2 separate regions of the Mus musculus genome follow, and region 2 is linked to region 1. A link is a contact called in ENCODE Hi-C or POLR2A ChIA-PET data. All regions are on one chromosome and are shown on one strand. Each heading gives the region's core, a stretch centred on a gene start or an enhancer-like site at or near the end of the contact. The rest is flanking DNA. Distances are from core to core; before and after follow the strand shown.

Region 1 (7,067 bases), core at 1,497-3,996:
GACTTGAACAAGGCGTCCCAGGATAGTTTGCATTCCTCTTCCATGCTACAATTGTCTCTGTAGATGTTTGTAGTTTCATGTCCTTGGGGACAATATCTTCAAAATCCGGACGGCTGCATTATCACATCAGCATCAGTGGTGTGGCACATTCAGGTTGTTGCCACACAGTCTAGCTGGTTGTGTTTTTGTAGAAACTTGTACTTGAGATATTAGGTTGTTTCAGCTTTTCTTTCTTCCAGATAAGGTTGTAGAGACTAGGTTTATGTAATACAGATTCTTCCCTGTAGGAAAGGGAGGGAAGTTATTGCCGGAATGGAGTCCCAGGAGTGAGATTAAGTGGGTCAGAAGGTGTGTACATTGATTTGACCTGGCTGACACACTTAACAGTCAAAATCACTTTTCCAGAAGAGCTGCCCCAGTACACAGGAAGTGAGCTGCCTTATCTCTTGGCATAGGTAGGGGTGTATATATTCTCAGTCTCAGTCTTGCCAAGGCTGAGGGCAGAGGGCAAAGACTGCCCTAGTCAGGGACTTCCCTAGAACTAAGGTGTGGAGTATTGACTTCCACCAGCCTCAGCCATGTGTGAAGCTCAAACTGCTAGGGAATTTATGGAAGAAGGTTGTCCTAGGAGCATGGAGGCTAGTGCACAGTACGGGGGTTGTTACATAGCCACAGGGTTCATGCAAGTCCCCTCCCCCTCTGTGTGTGTGTGTGTGTGTGTGTGTGTGTGTGTGTGTGTGTGTGTGTGTGTGGGTGTGTGTGGGTGTGGGTGTGGGTGTGGGTGGGTGCACGTGTGTGCATGTGGCTCACTGGTGTAGTAACTGTTAGAGGCCTGCCTGCTGTGTGGAGTTCCTCACTTCCATCTTGTTCACTGTGTTTTTTTCTTATTTATTTCTTCTTCAGAAATCCCCTTTAAAAATTCTGTTGAGGGTCTGGGAGAGGGCTCAGTGAATAAGTCACACTATTGCCAAAGTGAGGGCTGGAATTCAGATCCCCGGAATCCACACAAAAACTGGGCGGGTGCTCAGAAGGCGGGTCCCTGGGTCTAGGAGACCCTGGCTCAGTAAATAAAGTGAAGAACAAGGAAGGCATCCAGGACAACTAATGCCCTCTGCACATGTACTTCTTTCTGGCTCAGTCTTAGGGTTGGTTCATCCCCTGCCCTCGTCCCCCTTCCTATTCCTATTCCAGGTCATGGTATGTGTTCTCTTGCCACCACACACCCTTGTCGTGAAGCCTTTTTATTCTGTCTCATGAGCCCCTTCTGGATCCCTGGTCTCAATCCACAATGATTTCTAATATTGGCTGAGCAGTTTGTACTCCCACCAACATTGTATAAGGGCCCCTAAGCACTTAGCTTTCTTCATACTGGCCATTCTGACCAGGGAGACATGTAGTCTCAGAGTAGTTTTAATTTGTACCTCCCCGATGTCTGGGGATGTTGAACACTCAAAAAACATGTATTTCCTGAGGGGAAAGAGGCAGGTGTGTTAATGCACACCTTTAACCCCGGTACTAAGGAGTCAGACGCTGATAGATTTCTTGAGTTTGAGGCCAGAGTGAATTACATGGCAAATTCTAGGCCAGCCAGAGCTACCTGGTCAGACCCTGTGTTCTGTTCATTCAGTTCATTGGTCTGTTTATTGATTGACACTTTGGGTACTTTTTTTTTTGTATTTAATGTTTTTTGCAATTCTATATATTATAAACCCCTTAGTCTAATGTAGCTGGCAAAGTTTTTTTTTTCCCATTTTGTAGTAGGCTGTCTATTCACTCAAGTTGGGGTGTGTGTGTGTGTGTGTGTGTGTGTGTGTGTGAGAGAGAGAGAGAGAGAGAGAGAGATTTTGTCATTTCTTGAGCCTATTTTTTTGTGCTATTACAGTTCTACCCAGAAGATTTTTGCCTGTACTTGTATCCTGCAGCGCTCTCTGTGTGTTTCCCTTCCTCAGCATGAACTGTGTTTTATGCAAGGAGAGATGGATTTCACTACGTATCTCTGGCTGTCCTGGAACTCTGTAACCAGGCTGGTGTCGGAGTCACGGAGATCCCCCTGCCTCTGCCTCCTGAGCACCCTTGCTTCTTTCCTCTTCTCACTTAGGTTTTCCTCTGAATTCCTGCAGTGTATGTGGTGTCTGTCAGTCAGAGAATGTGGTGTCAGTCATTATATTCGATGTCAGTATATTTGGTGTTTGTCTTCAAGTCTTTGCTAATTCTGTCTTTGCTCTTGTCCCTTTGTCCCCTGTTTATTTCTGTCACCTTATTACGGGTCCCTTTTTTCTTTCAGTACTTTTTACCTGGAGTCCAGGTAGTTATTCGTGAACATATTCTTCTCTAATAGTATGATGTTCTAACATACTTTATTAAGGGCATGTGTCATGAATTATACTCAGTTGTCAGCTGTTAAGAACTGCTAAAACAGCTAGGCTGTAGTGACTCACGCCTTTAATCCCAGCCCTCAGGAGGCAGAGGCAGGCAGATCTCTTGAGTTGTGGCCAGCAAGGTCTACATTGAGTTCCAGGACAGCCAGGGATACAGAGAGAGAAACCCTGTCTTCAACCCCCCTCCCCTCCCCCCCCCCCAAAAAAATACCCTGCTAAAATAATACAAAAACATATCAAAATTACAGATACCCAGAATTTATGTGACTACACTAAAGGAAATCCTGTCCTCCATCTCTAGGTCCAGATGGTTTTAGTGTGATAGTGTCATGCTGGGCTTGGCTGCCTGGGGCCTTTAGGTCAGACCTGGCTCTGCTTGTTTTGAGCATAATTTTCACTGGAAGGAAGCCACATCCATCATCTGGCTCCTCCCATCATTCACCGCTAGTGGAACGGTTGCAGCAGAGTTCACAGAACGTACGACACTGAGAGTGTTTACTGTCTGGCCCTGGTTTAGTAACCTGGATTTCTCATTTTAATCATGTGTACTGGAATAGTGAAGGCAGAGACTGCCATGCTGGGGCGCTACCTCAGCCTCCCTTGGATGACTCTTCCTCCACTGTCATTCCTGGACTTCAGGTTACTGGGTCAAGCTCCAGTTATCACTGACACTGTGGAGCAGCCCTTGCCCTTCTTCTGGGCCTTTTGCTGGGTCCCCTGCATGGCTGCCGAGGGCACATCTGCTTCTTGTTCACAGCAGCCACCCATCCGGAGAGAGGAAAAGCTGGTGTGTGATAGCTTTGTGACCCTGGGCATGGTGCCTCCTGCCTTGGGCCCCATTTCCCCCATAATGAGGAAGCTGAGGAAGCTGGCCCTCGCCTCCCCTCTGGTTCTCAGACCTTTCAAACTTCCTTTGAGGGGCAGGTTTTTTCACAGTTTTAAAATCGCGTGTTTGTTAGTACTGATTGTGTGTATGCATATTTGTGTGTGTGTGTGTGTTTGCATGTTCCATGCTGTGCATGTTCCATGCTGTGCATGTGGAGATAGAGGGTAACTTTGCCGCTCTGAGGGTCCCTCGTTTCTTAATGGGCAGGGCTGTAAACCCCATTAGATACACTGTGATTCAACATTCAGCCCTCTGGGTGGAATTTCAAAGTCAACTTGCGTTTAGGGCAGCATTTTCAGCCTATGGGTTACAACCTTTTTGGGGCCGAACGACCCTTTTAGGGGTCGCCTAAGACCATCAGAAAATACAGGTATTTACATTATGATTTATTAACAGTAGCAAAATTATAGTTATGAAGTAGCAGTGGAATAATTTTATGGTTGAAGGTCCCCACAACATGAGGAGCTGTATGAAAGGGTTACAGCATTAAGAAGGTTGAGAATCCCTGGTTTAGGATCTGTGTCTTCTGGAGGCCAATCTGACCCCAAGTTTAGTTGAATCATTGGCATCTGAAAGTCTAAAGTATCTCTGGTGTTCTGTGAGCCCACACACCTTGGGATTTTCTGTTCTGGTGTATGCCAGGACCATGGTTTTGCATCCTACCTGGCAGGACTTAGGTGGCAAAGCATAGCCAGCAGAGGTACTTGACTGTCAGATGGAGCTACAGAGGCGGATGGATGGCTACTCAGCGACCTGAGATGTGTGAAGAACAAACTGGATAGTATAATTTCTTCTGGCCCTTGCTCTCTCTGGCTTTCTGTTCCTGTTCTTCCTGGCTTCTCTTCCTGAATACCACATCTCTGTTTTCCCCAGAGGCAGAAACTGAGCCTCTAGACCAGGGACCTTTTCTTAGGACACTAGTCTGGGAGCTGGGTAAGGCTGTAATAGTTACTTTCTCCATGCTGGGGTAAAATATCTGACAAAAGCAACTCAAGAAGTGAGTTTTTTTTTGGCTCATGGTTTGAGTGTATCATGGTGGTGGCAGGAGCATTAGGTGGCTGGTCACAGTCAGGAAGAAAAGAGAGATGAGTGTTGATTGATATTCCACCCATTTCACTTTATTTTTCATTCCATCCAGGACCTCTGTGAGGAACTATGGTTTTACAACCTCAGGTAAACCTCTTTGGAAATACATGTGTCTTCAGTTGATTCTAAATCATGCAGTTGGAGATGAAGATTAACAGTTACTGGGGACATACAAAATCTTCAGGGCAGCACATGCAGCTATTTGAGGAGTCACTCCAGTGACACTTCAGGCCTCAGTTCTGTACACAGGACAGCAGGGCTCCCTCTGTGTAAGCAAATTCTGTTAGAGTCTTTCACCAGCCCTTTCAGCCTGTTAGAAGGGAGGTCTCTGTTGTATGGAGGAAAGCCTAGGCGCAGGGAAGGTCCACTTGATAAAATGTTGCAGAATGAACCCTGGGATGCTGACCTGTGCTGTGTATTTATTTACTACTATTCTGGACTGCATGGTGTTTCAGTGAGTTCCTTTCTGCTTATCTCTGAGATATCTCTAAGGAGGCCCTGGTCATCAGCCCGAGTTAGTGAAGAGATTGACTGAGAACCACAGGTCAGGAGCCCAAAGCCTCAAAATGTTGCCTGACTACTGATGGAAAGACAAGATGTCTGGCGTCTACAAGAGTTTCCTACGCACTTAGAGTTAATGCAAAGGGGCAAGGCCTTTGGGTCCTGGGTGGCTGCTCCTGACCTGCTTGACATTTGGAACTTTCTCCTCCTTCTCTCCAGCAAGACTTAGACACTTTTATTGAGATTTGAGCCTCCTTAGCTAAAGTGCAGGAGGATTCTTGTGGCTTCCAGGATAAGGCAAACCTGTACCAGCTTAGGAAGCCCCACTATGACCTCTTTGTTTTTGGAAGGTGTCCTATTCTTGATCATCAACTTGACTATGCCTGGAATTAACCCAAGCTGTTGGGTATGTACACCTGTAGGGGATTTTTCTTAATTAAATCATTTCAAGTGGGAAGACTCACGTTTAATGTGGATCTTCTGAGGTGGAAAGATAACATCTTTAATCTGGGCTACACCTTCTGCTGACGGCCTGTATAAGGGCCTGGAAGATAGAAGCTTTCGTTCGCTCTTTGCTTGCTTGCTTGCTTGCTCTTGCTGACCAGCCCATTGCTTCACCCACTGACATCAGAGCCTACTTCTTTGGGATTCCTACATATACTGAAAGCAGCTGAAACATCCAGCCTTGTGGGCTGAGCAACTACTAGATTCATGGACCTTCTTTAGGTAGGCAGCTATTGGTAGACTAGCTGGACCACAGCCTATAGGGCATTCTGATAAATTCTCTTTATATATTCACTCATTCTATCCATTTCATTTCTCTACAGATGCTAATACAGAGGGGGTTGTTGTTGTGTGTGTCTGGGGCCTTCTAGATCAATTAACTCTAGGGAAGGTAGCCCAGAGAGTTTTACTTAATAAACCAGGCCCTGGAACTCCTTGAATTTTATTGGGAGCTTCTTTAACCCATTGTCCCAGTGGGACCTCCTTCTCCTGTAATTGCTCCTGAATCTCTACAAAGACTCAGAGATCCTTCTGCTCTGGTTGGGATGTAGACTCTTAGAATGCGCATTCTTAACATCTGGTTGTATAAGGTAGTTGTCTGAGAATTGTGCAGCCTAGAAACTCCTCTGTGGAATCCTTCACTGGGTCTTCTGTAGATGTTTTCTCAGGTATGGGACTCAGAATGCTGCTTGCTCTTCTGGCCCAGCACCCTGTAGGTAGTGAGATAATGTGTTGTCAGGGGTACAGCTACCCAGATGGGGTTCGTAAGTCTGTCACCAGCTAGCTGTGTGACCTTGGACAAATGTTTCTACATTTGTTCTACATCTGTGTGGGAGTTCTGGGGAGGAAGAGTCATCCACTCCTGGAGCTGCTATGTGTTTCCAGGGGCAGGTTACTTCCTTGTCTGGTCCTTTCTCAGGGTCCTTGACCATAATTGGTCTCCAGAGTTCCTGCCTTGGGCAATATTCAGTGACTTCTGCTCTGACTTGTGGCTGTAAAGTTCCTATCTTTCTGGTATGAGTTAACTTCACTTCTTCCTTTAAGACAGTGAGAGAAGATGTATTCTTATTCTTAGTCAGTGTAAGAGAAAACATTGTTGTATGGCTGTGACTGATACAGCAAGGAATCTCCTATAGGTCTTGAGGATGTGTGTGTGTGCGTGTGTGTGTGTGTGTATGTGTGTGTGTGTGTATGTGTGTGAGACATGAATGGAAGCCTGCCTGCATTTGCACAGCTTGGTATATATGCTTTGGCAGAGCAAACATCTTTCTCTTTGTTACCCCAGGGCAACACCTTTAATCCCAGCACTCAGGAGGCTGAGGCAGGAGTATCTCTGTCAGTTCAAGGCCAGCCTGCTCCACATAGCAAGGTTCAGTACAGCCAGGGTTACATAGAGAGAATATGTCACAAATGAACAAACAATACAACTCAGCGTGGGCTCACTAACACTTAAGTATATGTGGCATTAAGGCTGCTTTAATGTAGTGAAAAAATAAATGGGAATCTGTGGGAACCAGTGGGGAGGAGGGGGTAGGGGTTCTAGTGTCACTGATCAAATGTTTCAAGACAGCCTGGGCACATGGTACCCGAAGTGGGTGGTTAGGCAGGCAGGCTTGGTTTTGAATGAGAACGTGGATAGAGTAGTGTTAGATACTTGCAGTCTTATTGCCCCCATTCTGTATATGTGGTTTGGATGTGATAGGCTCTTGCCT
Region 2 (7,067 bases), core at 1,362-3,861, 34 kb before region 1:
TTGCTGTGGTAGTACTAAGTGGTAGTACTGTGGTAGTACTGAGGATCAGAACTGGACAGTCTCAGTCTTGCTGTGGTAGTACTGAGTCTCAGCATCAGAACCGGACAGTCTCAGTCTTGCTGTAGGAGTACCGAGTCTCAGCATCAGAACTGGACAGTCTCAGTCTTGCTATGGTAGTACTGAGTCTCAGCATCAGAACTGGACAGTCTCAGTCTTGCTGTGGTAGTACTGAGTCTCAGCATCAGAACTGGACAGTCTCAGTCTTGCTGTGGTAGTACTGAGTCTCAGCATCAGAACTGGACAGTCTCAGTCTTGCTGTGGTAGTACTGAGTCTCAGCATCAGAACCGGACAGTCTCAGTCTTGCTGTAGGAGTACCGAGTCTCAGCATCAGAACTGGACAGTCTCAGTCTTGCTGTGGTAGTACTGAGTCTCAGCATCAGAACTGGACAGTCTCAGTCTTGCTGTGGTAGTACTGAGTCTCAGCATCAGAACTGGACAGTCTCAGTCTTGCTGTGGTAGTACTGAGTCTCAGCATCAGAACTGGACAGTCTCAGTCTTGGTGATGTCCAGCTCTACTCCATCGTGCTGCTTTGCTTTCCTGACTGGTTGGAAATGCCCTCTTCCTGCCCTCTCTGTTTTCTGACCATCCTGTATTCCTGGGCCACGTGGACTCAGCTTTCTGAGGCTGGCAGGAGGTGGCCCACACCTCCTACAGGAGTATCAAGTGTGGGTGGTACTTTCTGGGGAAAGGTAAGAGGCGTCCTGGAAGACAGAGGAACTCTGGTCTTAAAGGAAAAAAAATTAATCTGGCACTTCTTAAGATGTTAAGGCAGAGTATTTAGGACTGTTGCAGCAGGGTTTTTAAGTAGCGGAAAGAGACTGGGCTCAGCTCCAAAATAACAAGAAAAGTAAGAACTTATAGCCACGGAGCACTATGCCCTGATCTTAGAGAATTTCTGAAGGTAGGGACCTTTCTAGCTGAATGGACCTGACAGAATTCTTCCCGAAGGCAAGCCAAGTGGACAGATACTATGTGGGGATAAAGAAGGATAAGGAATTTGATAACATGTTGGCGATAAATTGACTTAGCAGGATTCTTGCTAGACGGGACCTTTACAACTCTTAAGATCAGAGCTAATTGAATGGAAATCTCAGAGGACTTGACTAAAGTCTGGTGAAGGACTAAATCCTCTTCAGTATTCTGTGTTAAGGCTTGTAAGTTTTTACATTGACCCAGGCTCACGGCTGCTCACGTTTGTTTTTCTGGAGTGGCATTTTCTGCTGTGGGTATTCCTCATCTCCAGGACACTGTCAGTAAGGCTTCAGAACTAAAGGAAGGTGGTCGCCATTTCAAGCAACTTTGGCCTTTTTATTTCAGTGTGTACTGGTTCATTGCATCTTAATCTCCTTCCCCTCTGCACACAGGACCTGGTGTCCCTGCAGCTCCCATTTCCAAACTTTGCACTCTTCTATTGGCTGTCAGACCACAGCCACTCTCTTCTCTGAAGTCCTCCACAGCTGCAGCCGAGTTCCTGTCCTGTGCTCTGCCAGTCCCGAGCAAACCATGTCATGTCTGTACAAACCCCCCCCACCACCACCAGCTTAGAAGACTTTATTATTTTGTCTGCTCTGGGTCCATGGAAGGGGTCATATGTGGTCCCATCCATTTCCTGGGCCTAAACAATTAAAAAAAACAAAAAACTGGTCTGCATGTTCTTTCCTTCTTCAAGAGGGAGGTGCCTCTGGCTTTCTGTTTGGCCTCTTTTATTGGTCATCCCTGGTGCAGGTGACCTACTGGTCTGTCAACACCTGAAGCTGTGTCTCAGCCAGCTGTATAGGAGCAAGGCTCCCCTCTGCTTTCAGGAAAACCTGTTGGCTGCAGGTAGGGGCTTACTCACTTCCTCCAGGGGAAGGTCTCATAGCCAGTGTCTGTCCTTGCAGAGGAAGAATAGAGACCATGTCTGTTCTTTGCAGGCATCCTGCCTCCCACAGTCATTGTCTCTTGCTGTCCTCATTGTTTCCTGTGAAATACAAGCAGTGGTGTAAACAGGATAAGTTTGGGGGAGGGGGGGCAGTTGCCAAGAAAAGTCAGTGGTAGTGGAGAGTGTTCATGCCTCAGGGCTCTGGATGGCTGGCGTAGGTATTGTGGTGGTGGCCCCCTCTGAGTTCAAGCAGCCCTGAAGTTTTCCCCTGAGAAGACCAGCATAGTGAAACGGGATATGCCCTGGAGACTCAGAACCTCCCTGGGGTGGGTGACCTTAGAGAAGGGCTGGTCTTGGTCCAGTGAAAGTTTGTGGGGTTCCTGGTAGGACCTGCCTTGACCTTGCACTGGGCCCTGTCAAGGGAACAGGAACTGTTTTTTAGCTGGAAGGTATGCAAGCTCCAAGTGCTGGTGTGGTCCTAGTAGCCTTGAGATCCCATTTGTACTATTGCTTTTGTAAGGCATTTGTTGAACTTTACTGTCTGGAGAGGATCTTAGAGAAAGGGGAACCAAACACACCCTGTCCCTCCCTGCCGGGCACCCTGTTCTCTGGGCCCTAGGCAGTTGTAAGCTTGAGGCCATTACGAAACTGCCAGCTGTATTGTCCCTAGGGCTGAAATGGTCTGCAGGAAGGGTTGAGCTCATGGCCACTCCCTGCTGCTCAGGTCTCTCTCTCAATTCCTTGGCCACCACTGGCTCTAATGGCCATTGTGTTATCCCCTTGCAGCAAGAGAGACTGGGATGGTTTTTATATTATTCCTTGGGGGCAAAGTCATGTGAAGGAGATACATCAGTGCTTTTGAGTGCAGAGTATTTATTGACACACCCATTACAGGGGGGCTTTTAGACAATAAATGTAACCCTTTAGCAAGAACAGGCACATGGATGCAAGTCTCAGCCCTGTGCTGCAGTTTCCCTCTCTTGAAAGGTATATGCAGCTTAGTGGCTAAGGGGTTGAGGTTTTAAGCTGAGATTTTGGAGAAACTGTTTTTAGCTTGTCCTTGGAGCAGGGCCAGGCCTAGAAATCTTTTGGAATAGCTTTCTTTAGCTGCTAAAATGGGGATGGGCTCATAACGCTAAGACTTAGAGCCTTGTTGGCTGCTGGGGAGGCCCCAGGAGAAGTGTTTGCTCATGGCCACTCCCTGCTGCTCAGATCTTTCTCCTAATTCCTTGGCCTCCACTGCCTCTAATCACCATTGTGTTAGCCCCTCGAAGCAAGAGAGGGGCTTCAGCCTTCATTTGGACAGACAGAAAGACAGACAGTCTCTCTCTCTCTTTCTCTCTCTCTCCTTCTCCCTCTCCCCCTCTCTCATTCATCTTCGACCTTGAATTTCTACAGGTGGCCCTTGGTGTGGAAAAGCTTAGTTTTCTTTCTGTCATTATCAAAATATTTTCTTGCTTTTCTTTCATAGGAGAACTTTCTATTGGGGGTTAGGGTGAAGTTATAAGCCGAGCTGAGTGGGCTCAGAGGCCTGTACTGCCCTCCCCTGGCCTCCTTAGTGTCTTCTTCCTCCCCTCCCCCACAACATCTTGTTCTAGGAAGATGCCAGATGCTGCCTAAAGAGAGCTATTCATAAAGTATTTTTCCTCTCCCTCTTTCTCCTCCCCCTTTTCTTTCTTTCTCTCTTTCTCTCTCTCCCTTCCTTCCTTTCTTTTCTTTTTTTTATTCTTTGAGACAGGGTCCTCCTGCATATCCTAGGTTGACGCTGAATTCATCTTTCTGCCTCATATCACCGAAGTATTGAGATTATAGAAGTATATGTAAGTGCACCTGCCTATGGTAACTGTATTTTTGGTACCTCTAGCCACAAACTTTAGACATTTTAAATATATTGAATTAAGTTTAACTTTTTGTCATTAAAAAAAAAATAGATAAAATCCACAGAAGAAATAGAAACCTATACTTGTAACCTCTTCAGACGCACTCCCCAAGCCCAAAGCCTCCATCATCCGGTGTTCAGAGCATAGTGAAGTGTGGCTGGAGAGCCCACGCACAGCCCACCCCCATGCGTGTGCTTTTTCCTGAGTACATACGAGGTGGCTAGTGTGGAGGTGAAGTACTGAGGCGATCATCAGGAACAAAGCATGGCTGTTTTAATTCCAAGAGGAAGAGGAGTTTCTGAGGCTTGATGCTAGGGCCATCTTCTATTTTTGCATTGAGAGTTGCCCGGGGGAGGAGGGGGGGTGGCTGCGTGATGCTTTCTGTCCTCTTCTGCTAGTCACTCAGCTTGTACCATCCTCTTTCCATGACATGTTTGGAGGTCTTGCCTGTGTTGTGTCCATGAGGCCTGTGCACCAGACATGTCCTGAGGGGTCTGAGGAGGAGGCCGGTGAGGTGAGGTGAGGTGGGAGGCGCCATGTGAGAAGCTGGATAGGTTTGAACTGCAAAGCTCTGGGTAGTGTTTTAAACAAACTGGAACTGGTTGTGTTATACAGTGTCCAGAGGATTGAGGCAGAGGTCACAGGCTACTTAGTTTTAAGGTTTTCTCACAGTTTCCTTGTCACTGAAGCCACCGTGTCCCACTGAAGTCGTATCTAGCCATAGCTGTCCTGTGTAGCCTTCCCATATGAGGGCAGTGCAAGACAGGAAGCAGGGAGCGCCAGTCTGGTGATTCTGTGGCCTACGCCCCTGTCCTACCAGCCTCCCGCAGAGAGGACTCCTCACCAGTATAGTCACATGCAGTCCCCATGGGGACATGAGTCCCCAGAGCTACCAATGCTGGAGGCTCTGTTGTTGGGAGCCTAGGCCCTCTGTAGCACAGAGGTTCCTATTGTGATCTGGTGGCAGCTAGGCCTGACCTGTGAGGCTGAGAAGGCTGGGCCTCAGGACTGACAGTGGAGCTATTCATGGGCTCTGCCCTGGTTTCCCGATGCCTCCCGTTGTGGATTTGGGGGTGGGGAAGAAACTGGGAGGAGGAGGAGAGGGAGGGGCCAGAGCTGCTATTGTTAACGGCTGCTGTAGCCCATTGTGCCTTGTGGAGGTCTTTGCTGAGAGCCTGAGTCACCGGCCCTACGGTTCTCAAATTGCAGCCCTGCCTTTTTCCTGTGCCTTTTGTGGGTACCTGTGTTAGGATCCCTTTCTGCTTTTATGCCATGTGGTCTGCCTGGAGCTCCTTGGGTAACCGTCAGAACAGCTGGGAAGGAGCAGGATGCCCATTCTGGCTTGTCAGCTGCCTGCCCACCACCTTGGGAAACATGTTCACAGAACTCTCACTGACCAGCTGCACCCTTGGGTGGGGGCCAGGCACGTGCCTCAGCTGCTGTCAGTCTTGCAGGCACCCCCATCTTCCTTTGTGCTCACCCCATATCATGTCCCTCGGCCCTCCTTGAGCTCTCAGCTGCAGAAAAACCTGCTTTCCAGCCAGCAACCACCCCCACTGCCGAGCCACGCTCTTGCTCTTCTTCTTTGTTCAGCCATCTCTGAGCTCTTAAAAGCCGGCAGCAGGCAGCGTGTGCAGCAGGCAGCGTGTGCACGGGACCAGCGGAAGCCTTCACAGTGCAAGTCTACCTACTGGGCAAAAGGCTTGGCAGCTCCCTAGCTGTACTGACATCTCCCAGCAAAGACAAGCATTCCCTTTATTCTGGCACCCTCTTACCAGATCACACAGTGACTCTTAGAGTGAAGACAAGGGGTGCTCATCAGGTTTGGGTGGACCAGGTAGTGTTGGGTCATTGCTCTTTGTGTGTGTGTGTGTGTGTGTGTGTGTGTGTGTTAGGATAGGTAGGTAGGTTGGAATTGGTCATGTGGTCCAAAGAAAAAGCACCTCCTGACAATCTCGTAAGATTACCATTGAAGTCCTGTCAGAAGAACTCTTAGCCATCGCTGGAAGGGGGCTGGAGAAGTGGACAAATAGTTTATTTTGGTCTTTAGGGTTGTGGTTTTTCTCCCAACTGAAGGAAACAGCCCCTGCTCCTTTTCCTCTTACTGTCTTTCTTTCCTCCCTCCCCAGTTTTTGGTGGTTAAAAGGGAGGGCCACTCCCATCACAGGGTCCAGCCTTTCTCCCTGGGGTTTCCTCTGCCCCAGCCAGTCCTGTTTCCTGTGTAAGCCACACCAGGATCTGTTACAGACACTAGCCTGTGGGATATTGGCTTGGTTTTTGTCCAGAACATTTCCTTTGACTCTTTAAGAAATTACCATCTTCATATAGAGCCTGGTTGGCTGTCTGACTTGACTGTTGTCAGCTGTCTTTCAAATTAAGGGACCACAGTCAGCCCCAGAAGCCTGTATGTTAGCCTGTCTCTGTGTCAGCAGCAGGTATAGGATCCATGAGACTCAGATGAGAAAGTGCTGGCCTTAATTATTACCTGTGTAAAACATGGCTCCCATGTGTGGTAGATGCGTCCAAATGATCTCTGAAAAGGGCACAGTCCAGGCTGCTTGGTTGTGCTGGACAGCTTTTTGTTTTTTAATTTAATTTAATTAAAAAAAATTTTTTTTTTTACTACTAGGGTCATCTGGGAAGAGGGAACCTCAACTGATTAAAATGTCTCCATCAGATTGCTTTGTAGGCAACTCTGTGGGGCATTTTCTTGATTAGTGATAGACATGGAAGGGCCTCCTCGCCCCCTGTGGGTGGTGCCACCCCTGGGCTGGTGGTCTTAGGTTATCTAAGAAAGCAGGCTGAAATAAGCCTGTAAGCAAGAGCAAGCTTCTGCTTCAGTTCCTGCCCTGACTTCCCTCTACGGGCAACAGTGACCACCCTTTCTCCCCAAGTTGTGTTTGTCTTGGTGTGTTATCACAACAACACAAAATGATGATGCTTGTGTTCAGGACAAAAGCCCAGGAATTAGAAGGTGGGGCTTGAATCCTAGAGGTGCAGTGCTGGCCACTGACAGTTCACCACATGGATGGTGGAGATAGGCCTTCGACTGGGCAATGGAGGAAAGGGTTACTCAGACAAACCTTGCAAGGCTCTAGCTGTGACCGTTTTAGTTTTGTGAGTCTTAACTCCAAAGGGTGGATCACTGTCTTGAAAGTTTCTTGCTCTGTTAGGATCTTACAGAAGAAAATCCATCAGATAGATAAGCTGGACAGAAGGTTTCACTCTCCCAGTCCGATTTTCTTTACTCTCCCTGGCAGGTGG

The links. A loop is a pair of places that touch in the nucleus more often than their neighbours do. ChIA-PET counts read pairs that join two places held with the same protein, here RNA polymerase II (POLR2A).
Region 2: a loop to region 1 is called in a map of heart, with 2.8 times the contacts of the local background. The contact joins two enhancer-like sites. A Hi-C loop is called at or near these places in 8 of 37 maps with a recorded cell type or tissue (ES-E14, heart, left cerebral cortex and 3 more). POLR2A ChIA-PET finds 5 or more read pairs at or near these places in 4 of 5 experiments (Patski and embryonic stem cell).

Annotation. Positions count from the first base shown.
Region 1 is chr14:40,920,657-40,927,723 of GRCm38, reverse strand. The region is part of intron 2 of Tspan14 (tetraspanin 14); the gene reads left to right. Among named protein-coding and RNA genes, the nearest start is that of Sh2d4b, 31 kb to the right of the region's middle. Within about 2 kb of position 2,746, at least 2 of the 3 ENCODE cell types and tissues checked have a DNase peak (open chromatin) inside an H3K27ac peak, as active enhancers do; they include heart, where a contact is called at or near this core.
Region 2 is chr14:40,954,240-40,961,306 of GRCm38, reverse strand. The region is part of intron 1 of Tspan14 (tetraspanin 14); the gene reads left to right. Among named protein-coding and RNA genes, the nearest start is that of Tspan14, 9.1 kb to the left of the region's middle. RefSeq lists an enhancer at 1,982-6,025. Within about 2 kb of position 2,611, at least 2 of the 3 ENCODE cell types and tissues checked have a DNase peak (open chromatin) inside an H3K27ac peak, as active enhancers do; they include heart, where a contact is called at or near this core.